Regions from separate parts of the Mus musculus genome. Here regions 2 and 3 are each linked to region 1. The links are chromatin loops, found by intact Hi-C in ENCODE. Cell type or tissue: left cerebral cortex. All regions are shown on one strand. Links, peaks and the distances in the headings refer to the core of each region. The heading gives the core; the rest is flanking DNA.

The links. Hi-C counts contacts between places; a loop is a spot of excess contacts. Peaks named below come from ENCODE experiments on the same cell type or tissue, not always from the same donor. Only the 100,000 strongest peaks of a DNase experiment are listed, where the experiment ranks them.
Region 2: a loop joins it to region 1, with 2.3 times the contacts of the local background. A loop is called at or near these places in 6 of 42 quality-filtered maps.
Region 3: a loop joins it to region 1, with 3 times the contacts of the local background. A loop is called at or near these places in 5 of 42 quality-filtered maps.

The regions. Positions count from the first base shown.
Region 1 is chr12:74,281,131-74,289,035 of GRCm38, reverse strand. 1700086L19Rik (RIKEN cDNA 1700086L19 gene) reads right to left here and starts at 4,760. Exons shown (of 4, transcript NR_030735.1): 1 at 4,580-4,760; 2 at 3,398-3,521. In left cerebral cortex, for the core only: a CTCF peak has its summit at 4,887; DNase peaks (open chromatin) are centred at 4,121, 4,822 and 5,299; H3K4me3 peaks cover 1,648 bases; H3K27ac peaks cover 1,057 bases.
Region 2 is chr12:74,167,246-74,175,150 of GRCm38, reverse strand. All of the region lies in intron 3 of Syt16 (synaptotagmin XVI), which reads right to left. Among named protein-coding and RNA genes, the nearest start is that of Gm40889, 31 kb to the right of the region's middle. In left cerebral cortex, for the core only: no CTCF peak of the experiment used is centred there; a DNase peak (open chromatin) is centred at 3,693.
Region 3 is chr12:74,227,020-74,234,924 of GRCm38, reverse strand. It overlaps Syt16 (synaptotagmin XVI), which reads right to left. Exons shown (of 8, transcript NM_001364282.1): 5 at 5,457-5,710; 6 at 1-116. Among named protein-coding and RNA genes, the nearest start is that of 1700086L19Rik, 53 kb to the left of the region's middle. In left cerebral cortex, for the core only: no CTCF peak of the experiment used is centred there; a DNase peak (open chromatin) is centred at 3,903; H3K27ac peaks cover 1,471 bases.

The DNA.
Region 1 (7,905 bases), core at 3,649-6,148:
CGGCACTATCCCGCTTCTCATGGACATAGAGCTTTGCTGATATTTGACAGTGCTCTATCAGCTACCTTCATTCTGTCAATACCCCCACAAACACCCAGTACCTTTCTGTATGATATGCTCTATAACAGCAGAGTTCAGTGTCGGTGTTTAGCTCTGAATCAATGGAGTAATCTTTTTCTTCAGATTTATCATCTACTCCAGGCACAATATTGATTTTATTGGCAGTTTCAGATTCCCAACAAGCTGCAGATTCTGCAAGGCTTTCTTAGGGACTTCCAGGGACACTGATGGCCAGCGATTTCTCGAGGTAGCAGCAGCACTGTCTGCTCTGAGCCAAAGCACAGACATGGACTATTGAACAGAGCGCCAGCAATCCCACAAGCCCATCCTGTTCCACTGATCACTGAGCCAGAGAGAACACCATTAAACAAGAGGCGATCACCTAGGCAATAAGGAAGTTACAAGGCACCACAGCCAGGCTTTGCCAATGACCGAAGCCAAAAACAGTGAGCTTGCAGAGCACACCTTAAGATTTACAGCTTTCTGGGGGTATGGCGCCCCTAACCCTACATCCTTCACTTCGCAACACAGGATTGACAGAGAATGAAAATTGGCCAAGCAACTACCTTTCTGAATATGAAATATCAAAAAAAAATCTAACTGATAATATCTAGAGAAACACTTTAACTCTTGTGTGTACCCAGGGCCAGTGCTCAGAGAGGAGAGTTTTGACCCCTGACCTGTGGCTCACAGAGTCATTTAAGCGGTATCATTCACACCATCTTTTGTTTATATATCACCATCCATATTTTATTTGGGCTGCCCTGACCAAGGCCAGTTTTGCTCCTGTTGTCCATGGTCGGCGTGAAACTCAAGTCCAACCCCCCATTCAGTTTTCTGGGAGCCTTTGCTCTGCTCTTACGGGGCTTTATCCTTGCTCTTACGGTGTCTGATCTGGGCTCCCAACTAGAGGTTCGCTAGCAAGAAAATGGTCTTTAACAGTGAGATGCTTTTCTTCTATGGGTATGGAACATCCTTGTGTGGCACTGCATTCAAGCTCAGGCAATCCCCCAAAGCCACTGTCTGTCTCACCCCAACGTGACAAGTAGCGTGTACAGACAGATCTCTTCGATAATGTCCCCAGCTTTTTCATGTCCTGGCCCTTTGGATAAGCACCTGAAGTCTCACAGACTCTCTACTACATCCCTGCAGGGTTCCCAGTCTCACACTTGTATCTCTTCCCCACCCGCTCAACCATTAGTATTGAGAAGTCTCCTATCTCTCTGCTGTTGGGAAGACGCTGTCTTGAAAATATGAAAGCAAATCGTTGGACTTTTTTTTTCTAAATATAAGGCTCTTACAGTACTGAATACAACATTAGTAAGCTCTTACTGCCTTCCACTAGTACCACCCCCTCATTATTCCCACTGAGAATTGTTAGCAGAAACTGGATGGGTCTGTATTGGTATCTTTGTATAGTTTTGACTGGGAAAAAAAATTAAAGTAATTGTGTTAGAGCAGTAGGGGGAAATAAAGTACTAGAAGTATTTAAATAGACAACTCATTTTTCAAAATTAAATGTAAATAAAAAACTTAACAAGACTGGCTTCTGCAGGACCCCAGGCCCAACATGAAGGCAGGTTTCTTGCCCTTAGCCTCAGTTCTGAGTTTGGTCAGTTCATGCCTGACTCTGTTTCTGAAAAGGCTATTTTTCATTTTTACGTTTACATTTTTATACTTGTATTTTTGTATATTTTATATTTCACTTCATGTGTGTGTTTTCATGTCAGTTTCAGAAGCATGCGCTGCCCAGGCAGGCAGTCTAAGCTGGCTCTGCGCTGGCTTTCAGGGACACTTTGGACTCCAATGTTTATCCCGTTGAAACCAAGTCACGAGCAGGGAACCAGGGAATAGAAGCCTTGATGTAGATTTCAAGGACTCTGTTGTGTCTCAAGGCATCTTTGAGGCCTTACAGAAGTTTCATGACATGAGTCCGAACATGAATGTTAATGTGCTCCTAAAAACTTCAGCAGAGTGAGCAGCTGGAGATGCAAGGCTGTCACCAGATCCTGGTTTCATCCCTAAGCCCTTGTTTGCCCTGAGCTTGATCTAGGCATCATATCCCAGACACACATACTCTTTATAACCCAGAGTGTGCAAGCATGGAAGGCAGCTACAGTGATGAGGGCCACTGCAGATTCACTGTAGCTGTGAACCCACCAACATCATTAGGATTAAGTATTTACTATCTTCATAGCATTTACTTTTTTTAAAAAAAATTAAGGACTAAATACTATGATAATTTTAAAACAGGCATGTTCACCAAAATCTGCACTGTATATATTCTACATATTCGACTTTCATGATGAAAGTCAAGACTAAATTTTGAGAAGCCCTTTGACTTTTTGATTGTGACAGTTGTCTCAATGGACTAGCAAGTGACATTCTCAAGCATTTAAGGACATAGGGGATTTAAACTTCTATGTATATTACATAAGAAATGGGATATATATATATGTATAAATTATAAAACTAATACATATATACAGGAACCAATCATCATGGCTGAGAATGAGCCATGCACAAAACACTTACACACACCCCTGGAAGACCGCGGTAAGTCTCATCTGTCTCCACAAATTTGTTCCTCACAATAAAACAGGGTAATTATTGGAAGAAGAGAGGAGGGTGGCTGGTACTAAGAGCTAATGAAGAGTATTTGGTGTTGTATATATCATTATCTTAGCCTCTAATATTAAATGGACGATTTCAAGGTCTCATGACATTCATAAAGCCATATGAAATCAGAGCAAGTGTTTGAATAGGAATCTGAATGGATCCTCTCCAACTGGAAGGTACATCTTTTGGAATTTGTCATTATCATTCGATGGGCTAGTCGCCTCTGGCAGGGTACTGCCCAGAGATGCCTCAGTACACTAAGTTCCAAGGTGCTAGGGAGCTGGACATTTGTTTATGCACCAAATTCAGTCTTACAATTGGGAAGAAAGTAGTTAGTTCTCCATGGTCTCTACCACAAGTCTCCGTGTAAATTAGCATTCCATGAGTCCCCACAACCTCCTATGGCAACTTGAAGGATTCTCTCTTGGTTTCTTTCACCCCAGACCCACACTGCCAGTGTGCTCAGAAAGCTTCCACTTGCCATCTTCCGGGAGCCAGGCTCCCTCACTTGACCCACCCAATTCACAGGGGTCTAAGAGAGGAAAGTCTGCCAGCCTACAAATGTCCTTTTTACAGAAAACCTTTATTGACTTCTCCCCAGCAACCGCCCATACAAACAGCCCCTTCTATTGATCCTGTAAGTTGCCGGGCTGCTACATTAGCGTTTATTTCTCTGGATACATATTTAAACAGTAATTTCTCTTCGGAGGGTGATTACCTGGTAATGCTGACTCAGACCGAAGAGTGTATGTCTAGGACAGCCTCGGAAGATGTGGTGAGAACTCCCCTTGGCACATGGAGCATGTCTCACAGCCTCGGGCTCATGAATGGGGACCTGGGATCTTGAAACAAGGAGACATACTGGCATAAGACACCTCTAAAGAATCAGGGATGCAGGGACATGAATAAGTTATCAGGGCAGGAGAAGGCGGGTGGGGTGGGGATGGGGGGCGGCACTGAGACGTTTGAGGTGGGGCCGATCTGGGACATGGTTTAGAAAGAAAGATAAACCTTCAAACTCAGGATCACTTAAGTTTAAGTAGGAGCGACGTCAACTCCCCCTAAGAGATCTGAAAAGTGCACAATAGTTCATCTTGTCAGTGATTTACTCGAGCGGTTATTTTGGGGAAATGTGATTAAAAAAAAAATCACAGCCAGCTCTTGTATAATTTTAGGCTGCATCACCCTCCAAAATAACAAAGCAATTAACTCAAAACACCATAACTTGTTCTTTCTCTGACATACTGACTCTTTCTGGCAAGGTCTGAAGTAGCTGCTCCACGTTTGAAGATAGTTCTCAGCAAAGGGTTCCGTTTAACCACACCTAGTCTGCATGGCTGTGTGCTCACGGATCTCATCATCTTCTATATTTAGAGAGACGGGCTTTCCAAGGGAAGACGGGCATCCAATAAGGACGATCCCATCTAGAGAGGTGAGTTACTATGGTTACTGCTCAGGAGGCTGAGGACCAGTGAACCACTGCTCCTGGCCAGCTGGACCCTTTCCAGATGAGGACCTAAAACAGAAGCCCGTGTTGACTGAATTTCGTGGAGCCTACTTCGTGTCGTTTTATCCATAACCACGGGCTGCCTTTGGGAGCTGCCTCCAGCTCTCCAGCCTCGGGCAGCCAGGCAAAGCAAAATCAAGGAAGGTGGAAAACTTCTAAGCACTAACAGACAGTAGCGAACAGAGGGGGAGTCTCAATATCCAATCCTGGCATTTAAAAAATCAAATCAAGTTATTCGGGACCAGTGGCTAGTCACTTTTCAGTGGCTGGGGGCAGGGTGGGATCCGAGGCCAAGTCCCTAACCTCCAGCCGTAGGGAACGCGTCTTCTCTGGGCCTCGGGTCAGATGCCTGGCTGGAGGGGTCCTGGCAAACCTTGAGAGGGGTCCACTTACCCGAAGACTGCGTGTGCAAATGTTTCACAGCTCCTGTTTTTTCGCGAAGGTGTCACTCTTCGGACGGGTTCTGACAGCGACAGCGACAGCGGCGGCGGCAGCGACTGCAGCTCGGCGGGGCGGCCGGCTCCTGCAGGTCGGTCCCTCCTTCTCTGAAGCGCCTCTCGCTCCGGCTCAGAACGCGAGGCGGGCGCGCGGCTTTTCTAGGCGCGCATTGGACCAAAGGGAGCAGATGTTATCCGGTTGCTAGGAGCGTTGCTAGGAGGCGATGACGCCCCTCCACCGCCCGAAGCAACTTTCCTGAAGGTCTCGGGCGCCAGAGGGGGCTACTGAGAGCCAGACTGGGAGCTCTACCGGGAAGGAAGGCTGAGAACGAGGGGTCCAGCCACGGGTCACACTGACTTGGTCCAGGAGAGCTGGCGACACGGGAGCGGGAGCGTCGCGGGCCTGAGCGTTAAGAGGAGTCTCGCGTCCCAGAAAACGGTCACTCACTGGAGGCTGGATTGGTGTCCCCATGGAAGTTGAATGGGGACAGAGGTGGAACTGCATTTAAAGGTGTGAGGGATCCTTTGGCTCCGGGACTGTGTCCCACTGTGTTCCTGTTACTACAAGCAGGTTTGAGCAATTGACAGACTTGAAAGAGGGAAATATTAATCCATGAAACTCAATCCTGAGTCTAATTCCTTTGGGCACCCTATATGGCTACCTCCTAAAAACGGGAGGATGGCACCGGGTAGACGAGGGGGAGTGTTTCCATGGGGTGTTCCCATGGTCTAGTGTTCTGCCTCTATACCATTAGACTTCATCTAAATGAGAGAAGAATAAACCCTTCAATTAATATGAAATGTTCTATAAAAAATAATCACACAAATGACATGAAGTTGGAAGAAAGATGTAGGGGTTTCCAGGGATAGTGGTCCCGGGAGTGGGAAATGAATATGGTCGAAACACATTGCATACCTGTATTAAGTTCTCAAAAGGCAAATAAAATCTATCTTTTTAAATGCACCTCAAAAGGGTACTTTCCACAAAGGATACTGGGGAAACTACATATGTTTCAGTCATTGTTGCTTTAATGTAGTTTCCACAAAGGTTTGCAGCTTCTCCAATTTCTTGATAGAGCTTATTTTGATTCAGTTTTTGTTTGTATTCTTGACCATTGCTTCTCATCCTCACCGTGGCTGTTGTGAAATGGTTTTATTTTATTGAGGGGAAAGAAAAAAAAGAAGACTGCAAGAACCTCAAAGTGGGAACATCTGAGAAGCCAATGAGCAAATTCAAGAAAGGAAACCAAAATACCTAGTAAAGAAATTCTGCTTAGCATGCTCCCTTGATGATAAATTTCTCCTAAGAAAGGAGTACAGAATTTCCCTGGCTCCCTAGAGAGTTGGGCCAGGGCCAGGGCCAGGATGGAAATCAGCACCCCTGGGACTCACTTAGAAAGAAATACTGTGTTTAGATCCAAGCCAGGCTGCTGCTGCATAGCACTGGGTTAAGTACTAAGGGGTGGGGGTGGGGGCAGCCATCTTCAAGGCTAGCGGGGTACAGTATGATCCCACAGTTCAGAGGTCTCCAGTACCTACTTCATGCCTTTGTCAAACTTTAATCTCTGGAAGCGTATTTGCCCTGAGGTTTGAGACGATCATGAGGTAATCTGGAGATGTATAAGGAAGTAATAAATAGCCAAGGTAGGCTAAGGAGGTAATAATCACAAAGTTACTGTTATGCGTCTAAGGGGGAACTTTGAGAACAGTTGTGATCCTCCAGACAACCAGCAGTATGTCACATTGCTACTTCACTATGGGCAGCAAGAGACTAAAATGGGGCTGCCATCTCTTTCCTTCTCTAGCCCTTCCCTGGGACTCGCTATACCTTTGACCTTCAGTTCCAGTCGCACTGGACTCTCCTCTACCATGTTTGGAGAAGGTGCCAAGGTCTCCTGAGTTATGTGAATGATATTTCTTGTTTAACGTGCCTGCCTCCCTCTCACCTGGCTTCCTCCCATTCAGCCTGCAAGATGCTGTTTAAATACATTCTCATTGCAGCTTTCGCAATTACAGCCCAACTCACACTCCCCAATCCACCCTAGAGTACTGCTGCCATACTCTAAATGAGTTCCCTCAGGATAATAGGGAGTGCCCGGCACGTAGCATACAGCTCCAGGTACATGCCAGAGAGCACAGAGCCTGTGGTCAGTGGGGATACCTCCAGATCTCTGGTTTCCTCAGCTGGTAGCTGTCAGGGCTCTACCCAGTCTATGAGGGAAGCCAGGAGCTGCCTTCATTTTTCAGCTAGGGGGTGGGAAAACTTAGTGAAGCACTGTTCTTAGGCACCAACTTTGTTTCCTCTTTGAAGACCACTGTCTGGTCTCCATTAGCCACCCAGGAAGTATTCAACCCAGAGTCACTCTGATATTTTACTAACACCCTTAAGCCAGTCATCTGAACTGAGTGTGAGTCCTCTGAGTTGAACTGTCCTCTCTTACTTAAAAATGGACAATAGCAAGGGAGGTGAAGGGCTTACCAGGAAAACATAAGACCTGAGTTCAATCTCCAGAAACCATCTTTAAAAGTTGAGCATGATGGCATATACTCCCAAGGCAATTATATATATATATATATATATATATATATATATATATATATATAGGCAGTATACCCCAATATATATATATATATTGGGGTATACTGCCCATCCCTAGTAATGGGTTATGCCTCAGGAATAGCACATCTGCTTAGCATGGATGAGCCTGTAGATTCAATCCCTAGAACTGAAGACAGACGAAAACCCCCACCCATAATCACATGGCATGTCACTATGGAACCAAGGCAGAGAAACCATCTGGGGGAGCAGCTTGACTCAGCCAATATGGGTACAGTGCAATGTATCTGAACAGATGAGGGAACCTGGCCTTCTGTGATGTAACTTCCTGGTGATTGTCACATCTCCCTTTCGTGGAGGGCTCCCATAAGAAAAACAATAAACATTAATAGACACGGGTCAGGGTGATATCAGGATGACAGCATAAGCCTTACGGCAAAACTTGACAGCATAAGCCTTACGGCAAAACTAAAAATAGAATAAAGGCACAGCTCTTAATCCCTGTGGGCCCATTGATATCTGCAAAGATTTGTGTTGTTTGGTGACAGTAACTTGCTGCGTATCCCAGGCCAGCTTTGAACTCTAGACCTCCTGCCTCTCAGCTTTCTGAACGCTGAGATAACAGGCCTGTGTCACTATGTCCAGACTGTAGCAGGTGGAACGGCACAGATGTTTTTCCTTGTGCCAGCCTCCCGTTGAGCTGTAATCGCAAGTCGTCCCGGAGA
Region 2 (7,905 bases), core at 2,721-5,220, 110 kb after region 1:
GTATGTGATCTGCCTTTTTATTTTTGATTTTATAGGGGGTTACAATTAAGTGACAGGATGAATCTCAGAAAAGACATTGAACTTTGGATTTTTAACATTGTTGAGACTGCTATAGACTATGGGGACTTTTGAAGTTGGAGTATTTGTATTTTGCATTATGTTATATTTAGGTATGGCTTCCATAGACTCATGTGTTTGAACATGCCTATGGGGGCCAGAGAGTGGAATGTGGTGGTCTGAATATGATTGACCCATGGAGCGGCACTATTAGGAGGTGTAGCCTTGATGGAGTGGGTGTGGCCTTGTTGGAGGAAGTGTGTCACTGTGGGGGTAGGCTTTGAAAGACCTTCCTCCTAGTTGCCTGGAAGCCAGTCTTCTGATTGAAGTTGAATCAAGATATAGAACTCTCAGCTCCCCCAGCACCATGCCTATCTGGAAGCTGCCATACTTCCTGCCATGATGGTAATGGACTGAACCTCAGAACCAGGAAGCCAGCCCCAATGAAATGTCCTTTATAAGAGTTGCTTGATCATGGTGTCTCTTCACAGCAATGGAAACCCTAACTAAGACACCCCACTACAGAGAGCTGGCTAGAAAGTCAAATGATGTCACCATACTCTCAAAGCCTGCTGTTCTCTCTCTTAAATACATTCCATCTTTCCAAAGATTGTTTCTAAAGTTCTATATGGCAGTGGACTTGAAACACATTAATTCCATTAGCAGGCTATTTCAGGAAATAGCAAGCATACTTCTTGGAAACAAATATATGTGGTTAAAAAAAAAAAGCCACAAGGAAAAAAAAAAAGCTCAAGTGAAAAATCTGAAAACAAAGTTGATTTTCAAACGTGATTAGAACTCCTTCCCATGACATATCAAGGGTGTCACAGCTGCTTCTCTGGTGGGAAGTTGGTGTTTGGATCTGGGACTTTAAACCAAAAGGCCTATCTTGGGATGTCACTGTAAGTAGTCTCTCTGCCTCTTAATCATCAGCAACTGCTAAATGAAGCGTGTCTATTTTCTCTGTTACATTTACTACTGGCAGCCAGGTCCTCAGTAAGTGCCCAGAAATGTTTCCATGGTTACAAAAAGCATTCAGCATCCCTCTTGTTTTGGGCCAATTTAGCTTAAAATCTATTGTGCAGAAAAAATATGGCACATTAAGGAACATAAAATCAAGATCCGACATTATGAAAAGAACTCAAGATTAAACGGGAAAAGCAGGCTTGATAAGGCTTTTCAAAAAGTGCACATAAATCACAGATTAAGATGCTGCTCTTCCTCGACTCTTTTCAAATGTCTCTTCAGCAGAACGGCTTGCACTACACCTGAGTGTCAGGGGGAAAGAAGCACAGGAAGATTCTTTAAGATATTAATGCATAGCTAAAATAAACATATATACTTTTTAAACCTACAGGTATCTTAACATCTGTAAAGGCGAGAGTCCAGTCATACATCCTAGGCATCCTGGTGTGGCTACGTGTTTATTCTGATTATAGACAAAACTTTGTTCAGTGGCTAAAAGGCAAATGGAGCAAATACATAGGTCATTTCACCTCAGGGAAAGGGGGAATAGTGGAGGGCCCTGGGGGCAACTTAGTCATGTCCCTCCTTCTATAGTCATGAGTAATCTGAGGTGACAAAACTGTCTCACTCAAAGGCCATGCTACAATTCTGGTCACCTCAGACCCAAGAGCCAGGGTTTTGAAAACAGTTTTGGGTCCTTGGGAACAGATTAAACAATGATACAGCTTTGGAAGAAAGGCAGAGCCTGAGGCTCCTCTTGTTTGTGCCTGTCAGTTTCCCACAGCTCTTTGTGTGTGGCGGGGCATTCAATTCAGTGCACAGATGATTAAGAGAGGCCACAGGAGAGCACCTTTCTTTACTGATACCAAGCCTCCACCTCCACAGGCATGGGTCCCTCCTATATCTCCTATGGCTCTTTGCTCCCTGTGAAACAGGAAGGGGTGGGTGCGATTCAATGTCAGAAGGATGTCAAGGTTGAATTTGGCTTTCCGGGAAGAAAGAAGAAACCTAGTTTTCCCCATTTCTTCTCCCAAGTACAGTTGGCATCTGTGGGCACCAAGCACAAAAGAAAGATAAGATGATGAAACTAACTCTCTCTCTCTCTCTCTCTCTCTCTCTCTCTCTCTCTCTCTCTCTCTCTCTCTCTCTCTCTCTCTCTTTCTCTCTCTCCCTGCATAGGTCTGTTTTTTTCTCTTTTGTGTGTGTGTGTTTGGTGCTTACAGACGTTTACTCTTTTCCAATCCTGAATTCCTGAGTGTTGCACCTTCAGATGCCCAGGACCTGGGCTTCTATCTCTAGTAGGAAAACTGTCCACTGAACTCCAGAGCCATACATACCAAAGACTTCCTTTATGACATGCCTTCTTGGTGGAGCAATGACAGCACACTGGTGGCAATCTTTTATCAGACATTCATGCTGGGTTACACAGGTTCCTTCCTAGCATATACTGCTCCCTCCAACTCGGTTTCAAACCTGATGTTAGAGCTCTGTCTAAAACAGAGCTTTCTGGTATCACTCTTAGGACTTCTTTGTCAGTTCTCAGCTGCTTGTAGGATAAAGGCCAAACTCTCATCACAGAAACCATAAGGACCCAAGCGCTGGCCCCAGGATCTCTCAGCCCGTTGACAATGTTAGCACTCACAAAAGTTTTTGGTTCCCTACCTCTGGAGGGCCTTTTTCCCTCTGTCCATCTATGAACCTCTGACTCACCATCGAAGTTCACAACCCTGGATCATCCGCTCTGCAGATTTCTGTCTGCTCACCTCTGACAAGATGATCTCAGAAGTTACGATATGTGTGACTGTAACTTTTCACAAACATGTCAACAGGACTAGCTAGATGTGCCTCCCATGAGTCTCAGAACTCTTTAACGGGACACCAGCTTCTCATTCATTCATCCCTCCATCCAAATACTTTACCCAACTTAAGAAGAAAGGGATGCAGCGTCCACACACCAACTTGAAGTTTCATCTTCTGCTTCAGATGGAGGTTGGAATGCTGGAAATAATGTCTCTCCCTTTAAACAGTAATAATAATCCAGAGCACTGTAAAATGATACCTTTGATTAAAGTAATAAGAAAGAGGAGGTCATAAAGCAATTAACTAATTAACCCTTAAGAGGAGATAACTTTCTCATCAGTCCTTGTTGGCCCAGCAGATGCTGGGTCAGCTAGGGAGGAGAATCAAGCTCATATTTCCAGGTAATTTCTAGAGGTCAGGTGTGAACTACCACATGGAAAGAGAATCCATGGAAGTAACCAACATGTGAGAATGCAAATCTATTTAAAAGTTCTTCTCAGAGAGCGCCAGACATTTACCAGAAAGACTGGAACAGAGCAGGAGCAAAGAAAGTGACGGTCAGTATTCAGTCATGGAGAACAGCGAAACGTGCGGTGCTGGGGAACATCCACTGTGCATAAAAATCTGTAACAGCCCACTGTCCCTTTAAGAGGGGCAGCAGACCCTGGTGTCCTTAGACTACAGGGAGAGGCACATGAAGGTCAATAGATAGCACAGGATACAAACTTCTGGGAAAGGGCAGGAAGAAGGTGTAGGGTAGGACTGTGAAAGAGATTCCCTACAGCTGGAAGAGAGACAAGACAACCAGAAGGTCCTGAGCCCCAGACACAGAAACACAGAGCCTGCCTGGGGCTGAAGCAGCTCCAGAACTTGGCAGAGAACTCCAGCTACCACACTGCAGTGCTGTGGCATATGCTGAGTGACGACAAAGAGAGACTACTATGGGAAGGGCAACACAGAGACCCACATGGAAACCCAGGAAAAGAAGAAGCTGATCATGGTCTCAGGTTTAACAAAACCCTCTAGCAAATAAGTCTCCACTTCTTGCTTTTGGGGTTTTTTTGTTTGTTTGTTTTGGTTTTGGTTTTTTGGGGGGTTTTTTTGGTTTTTTTTTTTTTTGGTTTTTCATTTTTTTAGTTTTGGGGTTGTTTGGTAGGTTGGTTTGTTTTGTTTTAAGGTACAAATTGAAGGTTTTAAGGCCTCTATTGCACTGAAGTTGACATCAAATGAAAACCCAGCCTGGGTTCTGAGCAACTGTGAAACAACCTAATTGTAAGGGCCCAACATTAGGCAGCCCCGCCTGTTTTCCTTCCCCATATACCATGCTCTGTCCTTACTCATAAATTATGTGAGAAATTAAAAAACCAATAGCACCATATTAAACCAATAAAATGATCAAGACGAAATGATCAAGATCTATAGCTCACCCCCAGAGCTCGTGTCTCTAGCTGCATATGTAGCAGAAGATGGCCTAGTCGGACATCACTGGGAAGAGAGGCCCCTTAGTCTTGCAAACCTTATATGCCCCAGTACAGGAGAATGCTGGGGCCAAGAAGTGGGATTGGGTGGGTAGGGGAGCAGGGCAGGGGGAGGGTATAGGGGACTTTCGAGATAGCATTTGAAATGTAAATGAGGAAAATATCTAATAAAAAATTGAAAAAAAGAAAGAAAACTGCATTCTAAATAATTAAAAAAGATCTATAGCTCAAATATTATTTGATTACAATACTTGGACTATGAAAAATAGCACATTACAGAAGCACAAAGACTTAAGATTCTAAAGACACTTTTCTTCTGTACCAACAACAGAGCTTCAGTTTACAATAGGAAAAAACAGACAGAAATGGAGATAAGAATTTGCCAAGCCAACAAAGTAAGTTTCAGACTCCCAGACTTCTCTTTCACTAATCAATTGAACAAAAACAATTCATCCCCCCAAAAAATCAATAAATTAAACAAGTATTAAAAAATATGATAAAGCACCTAAGTCAACTTAGATCAATTATATATTACATTACATTATATTATATTATATTATATTATATTACATTATATTATTGTGTTTATATTTTATACTGAGCACACAGAATACTCTCTCTTCAAGTACACACAAAATAGCCTACAAGTAAACACACACCCAAGTTAGCAGAACAAATCTGAATGGTTTTTCTCCCCCAGAGAAGTAAATCTCCAACCACAAATGTTAACTTTTTAAAACTTAAGTAATAAAAAAAATATAAATTCTGGCTAGTGTGTGATTGAGCTATAAATCAACCACAGAAAAATATCTAGAATCATCATTGTTTGGAATCTAACCAATATAGTTTTAAGTAACCGCCATATGAATAAGTAAGAGGGTACATTATAAACTAGTTTGATTGATAATGAAACCAGAAACAACACACATTTGTATCTGTTGAATGCAGATAATGCATTTCTTAGAGGGGAATTTCTATCTTAAGTTGCATTCAAGTAAAATGTGTGTGTGTGTGTGTGTGTGTGTATGTGTGTGTGTGTCTGTGTGTGTCTGTGTGTCTGTGTGTCTGTGTGTCTGTGTGTGTGTGTGTAACAAACATAATAGAAACCAATAAAATTAAAACCAAAACTAGAGGGAAAATTAATAAAAATAAAAGGTAGTTTCTTGCAGAAAATATACAGATTGACAGACAATTCTCTTCATAACTAGACGAAAACAAAAGATATCCTTAAATGTCCATTTAAAACTTAAAAACATTAGGTAATAAAGAAATAGCTCCTCAGAAAATTGGACATAGTACTACCGAAAGATCCCGCAATACCTCTCCTGGGCATATATTCAGAAGATGTCCCAACCGGTAAGAAGGACACATGCTCCACTATGTTCATAGCAGCCTTATTTATAATAGCCAGAAGCTGGAAAGAACCCAGATGCCCCTCAACAGAGGAATGGATACAGAAAATGTGGTACATTTACACAATGGAATACTACTCAGCTATTTAAAAAAATGAATTTATGAAATTCCTAGCCAAATGGATGGACCTGGAGGGCATCATCCTGAGTGAGGTAACCCAATCACACAGGAACTCGCACAATATGTACTCACTGATAAGTGGATATTAGCCCAGAAACTTAGGATACCCAAGATATAAGATACAATTTGCTAAATGCATGAAATTCAAGAAGAACGAAGATCAAAGTGTGGATACTTTGCCCCTTCCTAGAAATGGGAACAAAACACCCATGGAAGGAGTTACAGAGACAAAATTTGGAGCTGTGACGAAAGGATGGACCATCTAGTGATTGTCATATGCAGGGATCCATCCCATAATCAGCTTCCAAACGCTGACACCATTGCATACACTAGCAAGATTTTGCTGAAAGGACCCAGATATAGCTCTCTCTTGTGAGACTATGCCGGGGCCTAGCAAACACAGAAGTGGATGATCACAGTCAGCTATTGGATGGGTCACACGGCCCCCAATGGAGGAGCTAGAGAAAGTACCCAAGGAGCTAAAGGGAACTGCAACCCTATAGGTGGAACAACAACATGAACTAACCAGTACCCCAGAGCTCTTGTCTCTAGCTGCATATGTATCAAAAGATGGCCTAGTCGGCCATCACTGCAAAGAGAGGCCCATTGGACTTGCAAACTTTATATGCCCCAGTACAGGGGAACCCCAGGGCCAAAAAGGGGGAGTGGGTGGGTAGGGGACTGGGGGGGTGGGTATGGGGGACTTTTGGGATAGCATTGAAAATGTAAACGAGGAAAATACCTAATAATAAAAAAAAGAAATAGCATAAAATAAGTTCAACAGTATAAATGAAAATATCCTTGAAAAACACAAAATGCCAAAAATCACTTCAAAATAAAATCAAGATAATCCGGTATCTATTAATTAAATTCTTATTCCAAACCTTCCACACACACACACAAACCCTCAAAACCCTTAGAGGCCCATGAGATGGCTTATTGTGAAAAAGTGCTTGCTACCAACCATGATAATTTAAGTTCTATCCCTGGGACCCATACAGAGAAGGAGAGAACGGAATCCCCCAAGTTATTCTCTGACTTTGTGCTTGCTCTCTCGTGTTCTCTTTCCCCGCTCCTTTTCTCTGCTTCTATCACTCTCTATTTGCCCACATACACATAAACCCATAAATAAAACCCTTGGGGAAAAATCACTAGACACTAATAAATTATAAATCTACACAAATTTTCTGGACAATAAGGAAGACAAACACTTCTGGATTCATTTTTTGAACTCAGCATCACACAGATACTAAAATCAGTGACATATCAAGGGTGCCTGTTGAACACCTCTACAAGTCTTGAACATGGAGAAGTCAAACTGGCACCTACATAGACCCTTCACCCCTACAAACTAATGTTTGTGGTACTGGAAGGTACTCCATATGGTACCAAAAGATAAAAGTAAACACAAACCCAGCTACAAACCATTGGATCTCTAAAAGAATGACCTGCCTAAAAGATGCCCTGGTGCAATAGTGGCATAAAGCTTTTGGGAGTAACCAACCAACATCTTGTTCAAGTTCAGGCCCATTCCATGAGATGGAACACATACCCAGTAGTGCTTGGGTGGCTAAGAATCTGGCACTAGATAGGCTAGGGACCTTAGAGACTTCTGTTTTACTAAAGGAACATAGCAATAAAATGACTCCTAATGGCATTCTGCTATATTCATAGATCAGTACTCTGCTAAGCAATCATCAAAGACCCTTTCTCCTGCAGCTGATGGGAACAAGTGCACAGAACCACAGGCAAACATGCAAAGAGCAAGAGACCTTAGAACAATAAGCCCTAAGAGGGATGCCTCCATCAAATCCTTCCCCTCAGGATCAGGGGACTCTGCAGAAGAGGGGCTGAAAGATTCTAAGAGCCAGAGGAGGTGGAAGGCTCCAAGGAATCAAGGCATTCTAGACCAACAAGACCAGTACCCATAAGAACTTACAGAGACTGTGCCAGATGCACAAGGCCTGCGTAGATCTGTACCTGTAGACGGGATCCTGGAGCTGAAAGGAGAACTGGGAACATGCCCTCTAGCCCCAGCCCAGAAGCTATCTCCAATTGAGTGCCACTTGCA
Region 3 (7,905 bases), core at 2,721-5,220, 53 kb after region 1:
GTCACAGTGAGCTTCTGGGTTACAGCTCTATATTCAAAGATGACATCGAGGTCACCGCATTTTGAGATAGGCTCCAAAAGCCTGTGTGGTACCTGCAGACTGGTGCCATCCTGCTCCTGTTACAAGCAGAGGGGAAAAGTGAAGACTGGAAATGACAGTGACTTATTACACAATGACAGGTTGCTGCCCCTCGGAGCTTTCTTGGCTCCCAAGCTTCCTGACTGCCAACATATGACCTTCTGTGTTAGGAAGGTCTGTTTACTAAGTTCTCTCCAACAGACTGTGAATTCTTGGTGGTCACAGTGCCTGGTAACAGGCAAGCTTTTGAGAATGATTTTTAAGTGAATAAAAGAAGCTCTTATGTCTTTTAAAGTGCAGAAACTTGTATTGCCTCATGAAAAGTACAATTGTCCACTATGACTTAAACCAACTAAGACATGGTGTCATTAATTAAGCCAACTATCAACTATGTAAATGCCAAGAGGCAACTTTTGGGTCACCAGGAGTAATTGATGAGCCTAAACCTGTTGTCCACAAATCAGAACTTTCCTATAGGCAAAAGTCCCAAATTTCCTGGGAGAAAAGACTAATGGCTGAGCTTCTCCAGCCTAATGGCCACCTGAGTCACTCAAGGATTCTCATTAAGTCAGGGGTTGGGGCAGAGACTCCACACTTCTGTGATGCTTGCCAGAGATGTTGGCTCCAGAAAGTCAAGACTCAGGAGGTCATTCAAAGTAAAGTCTAAAGAGATCATTCATAGCAGCCAATTAGCAAAAGCCCCGCTGCAGCCAGAATACGTGGGTTAAAATCATAGGTCTACCACTGGCTAGTGTTTTGAGTCCTGGCCAAACTGGAAAGTGCATGCTAGTATATGCCTGTTTGAAAGAGTCAGGTTGCAAAGCTACGGAAATGTAGCCAGGCAGTACAGTAAACTTTTCCACACCCTAGGTAGATTGCCTATTTTAGTGTTTACTGTTTTCTTTGTATCTTAATCTCTGCGTATGCCTATATGACATCTATGGGCATGTACACGTGTGTGTGTGTGTGTGTGTGTGTGTGTGTGTGTGTGTGTGTGTGTATTTGATGAATGAGTGAAATAAATGTGTGAGCCTGGTTTTGAAAAGAGAGAGTGAGTAGGGTTGTGAGGTTCTAGTCAAGATGAAAATCTGTCTTCAACCAGACTCCTTAATTATTCCTAACATTGGTATGGAGCTGCCTCTTTTCAAGTATGCCTCTCTGTTTATGGAATGTCACCCTTGGCTATCAATTTACTTATTGACAAATTACTCTGGTCTACTGCCCTTACTGGGAAACCTAAACTGCACATCACTTACTGTAATGACCACCACACCAACAAATTACTAGTAATGTCAATATAATGTTTAACTTTTCCCTGAAGGCCTGAGTCTTTCCTAACAAAAAGGGTCTCATAGTGAACCCTTGTTAATGTAAATCCATTCTTTATCTATAGAACTGGACTCGAGTTCAAAGATTACTTCAAAATTACAACAAAATACCTCAGTCCGTGCATTTATCAATGAGACTTTCCCAGGGAGTCATAGGGGAAGTAATCGTGCCGTGGAATCAAATGTTCTCTATAAGCCATGGCTGCTACTTCTTATCAGCTCTATAACACTGGGACCATTATTTCATACTTTCCATTATCTTTCTTCAATAGTAAAATAAAGATGATACCCACTCCATAGGGAGGCTGTGCAAAGTAGAAGTCTTGACATATAGGAGACATCTAATAAATGCCCTTCCCTTTTAAGATTCAAATTAGCCTGCCAAGAAAACTCAGCTTTCTTATAACATAAGGGAAGCTCCTTCTATTCTCTTCCCTGTGCATGCAATCACGCATGAGCATTTCTATTCAGAGGTACTTAGTTTCAAGTGATAAAAGTGGTTGCTATAGAGACTTCTGAATACAACTGACTAGTGTATATATAATATTAGAATCAAGTCTCCAAGGAATTCAGCTAACTGAAAAACCAAGGCAGAATCTTTTCTTAAGCTCCTGTCTCCCCTTAAAACTCCCATCTATTTTAGCCTGCTCTTGATCATCTACATAGCTTGCCTAGATGTAGGTCGTAATAGCTAGCATCTTTTAAGTTGTTCTTGATGTCAGGTGTCATATCAAGTTTGCTCTGGCACACTTGGGATCCTCTTGGCTTCATTTCCTCTAAAAGAATCTCTTACCTTCTGCTCATAAAATATAAAGCTCAGCTCTCATTATTGATCCATTGGTACCAAAGCATTCTGCTGCCCACCATATTTGGAAAGGGCAGAGTGTGCACCGTCATTAATACCCTAGGCACTATGCTTTTTCCCTTTGGCAAGATGAACTTAGAGCAAATAATAATCTCTTGGAGTATGAGCCACAGGATAAAACAATTGGTCATACTGGGTGGTGGCCAACTCAAGGACAGATTCCATCCAGGGCCGCTCTCTTTCCCTCCCTCATTCCCGAAGCCTCCATGGAGAATGTGCTCAGTAGCAAAGGCGGAAACAAAACTCTTCACCTTCAGCTCTTACTAGGGAACCAACTAAGAAATCCTGAGCTTTGTAATACTTATATCTGCCTAACGAGCTAGAATTTTTAACATCATTATTTCATGGGAAGGGAAACTAAAGCGAAAATGGGCTATGGAACTAATACACTTCCAATAGGAGGGTCCATATGCCAGGCCAGGGTCATTTAAGATTTTTACTCCAGCAGCCTAAGAGCAGACCTTAAGCAGTCAAAATCCCAAACTTGTGTTAACCCACATGACCTACTTCTTTCGGCCAACCCTTTCGCCGTAGATGCTTCTGTGCTTACTAAGCGTGACAGGAAGATGGGAAGTGGTAGTGACGGAAGTTGGATGGCAGTATTGTAAATTCATTCTCATTCAGGTCTCTGCTCTTAATATTAGGTAGGAGTCAGTAGCTTTATCATCTACTTCAGTGCCAAGGCTAAAAACACAGTGCCTGGTAATTTGGCTCTCCCACATGTCCATCAGCTACCTATTCAGGTAAGTGCTTGCTGCACCTGCAGGCTTCTGGGAAGTCCCGGGCAGAGCTACTGCAATTGCTCTGAGAAGATCGGGCCAAGACCAGCTCTGGACAGCAGCTGGGCTCCTGAAGGGCCAATCCCAGCTGTTGCTCATGAAAACTGGGCTTTGCAGGCTCGACCTGGGTTGATTTGAGACAGAGATTTGTGAAGGGTTGTATTTTCATAGCAATTAATTATTTCAACACGTTACCTATCACCAGGCCACCAAAGGGGCTCCTTGTACAGGTACTGTTAATACTGCTAATCTGTTTGACCTTCCTGCAAGGTAAAACTCTCTTCCTTCTTATCCCCATTTGGCAGATTTTAATTAACTTCTCAAGGCCAACCAATTAATCAGTCGAAAGCAGAGAGGGAAAGTGGGACATCTGTCTCTCTGTGTGGATGAAATTTCCAGCCACCTTCCCATTGTTTCTCCCACCAAGTCCCAGGTCTGCAGGAGAAAGTCAATGGTCCCTGCCAGCTGAGGCTAAACTGGAAAATCCATGATCATAGCAGGTAGCCGGTCTGCATGAGGCCCTTTCCTTCGGAGACAAAATAAAGGGCTCCTTGAGCTTCCCTGTCCTGATTTTCCCCTTTAAGGTGGAAATGCTTGCATCAAACTGTCAAAACCCACGTTACATTTAAAGATTTTCTGTCAAACTGAAAAGCCTTTCTGTTTTAGTAAGATAGTGTTGATGTCATCGTGTGGCCCAAAGTAAATGGATCCACAATACGTTCTGGATGCCAGCTCCGCCAGGGAAGACAAGGTTCTTAACACGGCTAAGAGACAAATAAATCAATGCTTAAGAGTCGAGCTACGCCTGCAGGGCAGGCGGTTACGGGAACCGCTTGAGCTCTCTGTGAAGTTCTACAGTAGGAGCACCAAATTACAGTTTTTGTCTCAAAATAGATAGGAGGTTGAATGGTGCACATGGAGCTGTCTGGGTATTTTTGGAGTCTGAGAACATTCAGTACCCTCAGCATAAGTCATCTATTAAAGCACCAGGAGGCAGGGAAATGGGAGGTTCCGTGGAAAAGGCAAGCCCAAACCTAATGGCACAATTATCAGGGAGACAGAGTTATCAACAGGCAGGTAAATAGTTGTGTTTTGGTTCTCTGCAGTGAGGGAGACAAAGGGAACATTTTTAAACATTGTGTGGGATTTGATTCGCCTCTGAGCACCAACACCATGGCAATGCAGACCTGTATTTTGTTTCTCTCTCTCTCTCTCTCTCTCTCTCTCTCTCTCTCTCTCTCTCTCTCTCTCTCTCTCTCTCTCTCTCTCTCCCTCTCTCTCTCTCTCTCTCTAACAAAACTGGTGACAGTTAGGAGCTCTGGATACCTGTGTTGGAAGGACTGACTAACAAACCATAAACCAGGTATCTGAGTTTCTATTTCTGGTTCTCAGCAAAAGCACCATCATAGAGGCACCAGCACATATGTGAACGAGCGTGTGCATAGGGCTTCTTACATATGCCCAGCAGCTCTCCCACTAACTGGAAAACAGCAAGGCCTTGGACCATGAATTTATACAGCTTTCTTTTTGCATTTCTTTAAGCATTTAGTGTGTGTGACCTCTGGGTTCTTCTGAAGAGATTCAACCCCACGTATTTCCTCTGGTTGTAGAAATCAACTCATTCTCTAGTTCTATTTCTGCACATTATACTGAAGTCATATAAAAATTGAATATTCATTAGTAATTTCAACTAAGTTGATTTCCAGTTAACACCTCTTAATGTTGGGGCATCATTTTAGAAGGGTGGAACTCACAAAGAACAATCAGAGATGCCCATGGGATAAGGCAATGCTTGTAAAACCCTAGACTGAAGTAGCTGGTGTCCCTTTCCATAATGGCTGCCCCATTATCACAGATAGCCCTATAGATTAAGGACAAGCTTTAATTAAAAGACCAGTTCATAAGCTGCATCATTCATCAAGTGTTTATTACAAAAAGCAGCATCAATGACCAGAATATGTCACTCTTGGTGCTGCCTCCCACACCTCTAACTCAATTCAAAGCTGACACCTACAAACCCTTGTCATGTCTTCACTTTAGTTAAATTCTCCAATAATTCTTATTTTAGCAAACATAGTGCAGGATTTGGGGTAAGATAAAATAGAATTCACTTTTCCAGGAAGGAAAGCAACCAAGTTCTCCAAAGATCTAGAGGTCCTTTTGTATGAGAACATCCCTGATAGCTCTTCACTTCTCCCACTGCATGCTTCTGCTGCTCCCATTTTGAAAGAATGTATTTGTGATTCTTTTATTGCAAGGTTTTGTGTGTGTGTATGTGTGTGTGTTTTGTTGTTGTTGTTGTTGTTTTAGATCAAGCAGTACTTCCTTTCTGGAGGAATCAGGTAAGGGAGGCAGAAGAGGTGAATGAGTGGACGGCACTAAAATGAAGAAGAGACAACAACTTGCCTCTGGACTCCACAGAGAGGAACTGTGGGTGGCATAGGAATCTTCAAAGCCCCGACTCACAAAAGCTGTCTCCGTCTCCAGGACGCCATCTGCACAAGGACGACCGAGGCTTCGGACCATGCCCATCTCCGGACGGCAAGGGCCATGGTGCCTGACGTTCCTGCTCTCGAAGGGGGATTGTGGGAGAATGGAAATGGGGCGGTCTTCATAAGACAGAATCTCAGAATAACTAAGTTGGCTGGTTCGATCCAAATCTAAATTTGCAATTAAAAAAAACATTTCAAATGGATTATATTTTCATACCTTTTGGTCTAGAAAAATTGAACAATTGCAGACACAACAATCAAGATCACAGGGGAAAAATGTATAACAATAACATCTTCATAAACAATATCACCCACATGATGGATAAACTTTGCCCCTATAGTCAAAAAGAAAACTGGTTCATTATGTGTGATAAAGTAGGCAAGGGTCATGTCCTTAAGGCCAGCCTGAGCTACAGAGTAAAAAAAAGTCTTTAAAAAAACTGAAATCCCATGAAAAGTAAAGAGCTACTGTATTTGAGCCACAGAAGTTCTAATGTGTGAGCCATGATCCTGAACAATGTTCATATCTTCTGAACACTTACTTTCTTACATAAAAATATGTTTTAAAAGCCATCAGTGGGTCTTTATGGATGTCAAACAGTAGCAGGCAGACAGCAGCAGAATTTTCCCATAAATATGAGATTCTCACTGGCCTGGCTCAAACTTGATCCTTCCACCTCACAAAACCCCAGTATCCACAGCATCCCAGCTCACTATCCACATCCACTTCTGCTCTCACTGGCTGTGCTTCTCTTCTAGGTCTTGTCCACACAAAGGACCATCAACTCCTGAACTACCCCTGATTCCTTCCTGTTCAGTGTTTTTCTCTCACTCTCTCTCCCCTTCCTCCCATTCTGAAGCCTTCTGAGCAGAGGGTGATCTGGTCACCACAGAAGACTAGGGAGCACGGGTGAGCAGAAGGTGATCTGGTCACCACAGAAGACTAGGGAGCACAGGTGAGCAGAGGGTGATCTGGTCACCACAGAAGACTAGGGAGCACAGGTGAGCAGAGGGTGATCTGGTCACTACAGAAGACTAGGGAGCACGGGTGAGCAGAGGGTGATCTGGTCACCACAGAAGGCTAGGGAGCACGGGTGAGCAGAGGGTGATCTGGTCACCACAGAAGACTAGGGAGCATGGGTGAGCAGAGGGTGATCTGGTCACTACAGAAGACTAGGGAGCACGGGTGAGCAGAGGGTGATCTGGTCACTACAGAAGACTATGGAGCATGGGTGAGCAGAGGGTGATCTGGTCACCACAGAAGACTAGGGAGCATGGGTGAGCAGAGGGTGATCTGGTCACCACAGAAGACTATGGAGCATGGGTGAGCAGAGGGTGATCTGGTCACCACAGAAGACTAGGGAGCATGGGTGAGCAGAGGGTGATCTGGTCACCACAGAAGACTATGGAGCACAGATGAGCAGAGGGTGATCTGGTCACCACAGAAGACTAGGGAGCACGGGTGAGCAGAGGGTGATCTGGTCACCACAGAAGACTATGGAGCACGGGTGAGCAGAGGGTGATCTGGTCACTACAGAAGACTAGGGAGCACGGGTGAGCAGAGGGTGATCTGGTCACCACAGAAGACTAGGGAGCACAGAGTAAAGCCACGAGGTCCTCTCCACATAACTGCTTTCTAGAACCACCTCTAGGTTATCTGTTCTAATGCATTTGTTTTAACCTTTTAACTGAAATATCCATCCGTATACTCATTCATAATGTTAAGAACTAAGATGTATTAAAGCTGGTCTGGGAATGTCTGAGGTGGTAAAACACTGGCTTTATAAGCACAGGGATATAGGTCCAATGTCTGCTACCAATATAAAATCCTTAGCATTATTCTTTTTTTTTTTTTTTTTTTGCATTCCCTCTGTGTGCCTCCACTCCACTGCCTCTTCTTTCCTCTCTTCTCCTCTCCACTCCCATAACCACCCCTCCAGCCCTACTCACCCTGTTCATCCCCCTTAATGTCATCAGACAAAGCAAATCTGGCAAGTTCCTCCCAAGCAACAGCTCCAGCCAGTACTTCAGCCCACCCCAGCTAAGATGTTCTATCTCTTTAGCCTCCAGTCCCTCTCAATATTCCCCAACCTAGGATAAAAGAAAAAGAGAGGCAGAGACAGGAGTCAGTGGGACATCAGAGGGACATCCCTAGTTCAGCTCTTATACACCCTAGCAGTTCCTCCACTGAGTCTAGGAACTTCAGCCACAGCATAGGCTCCCAGAAGGCATAAGCACACATAGTCTGAATCTGTGGCTACATCTTCACTAAATCTTTGAATAACCTTCCAACAGACTCATACTTGCAAATACTTGAAGCGTCTGGGTGGGAAGCAAACCAGAACCTTGGTGACCAGGGTATA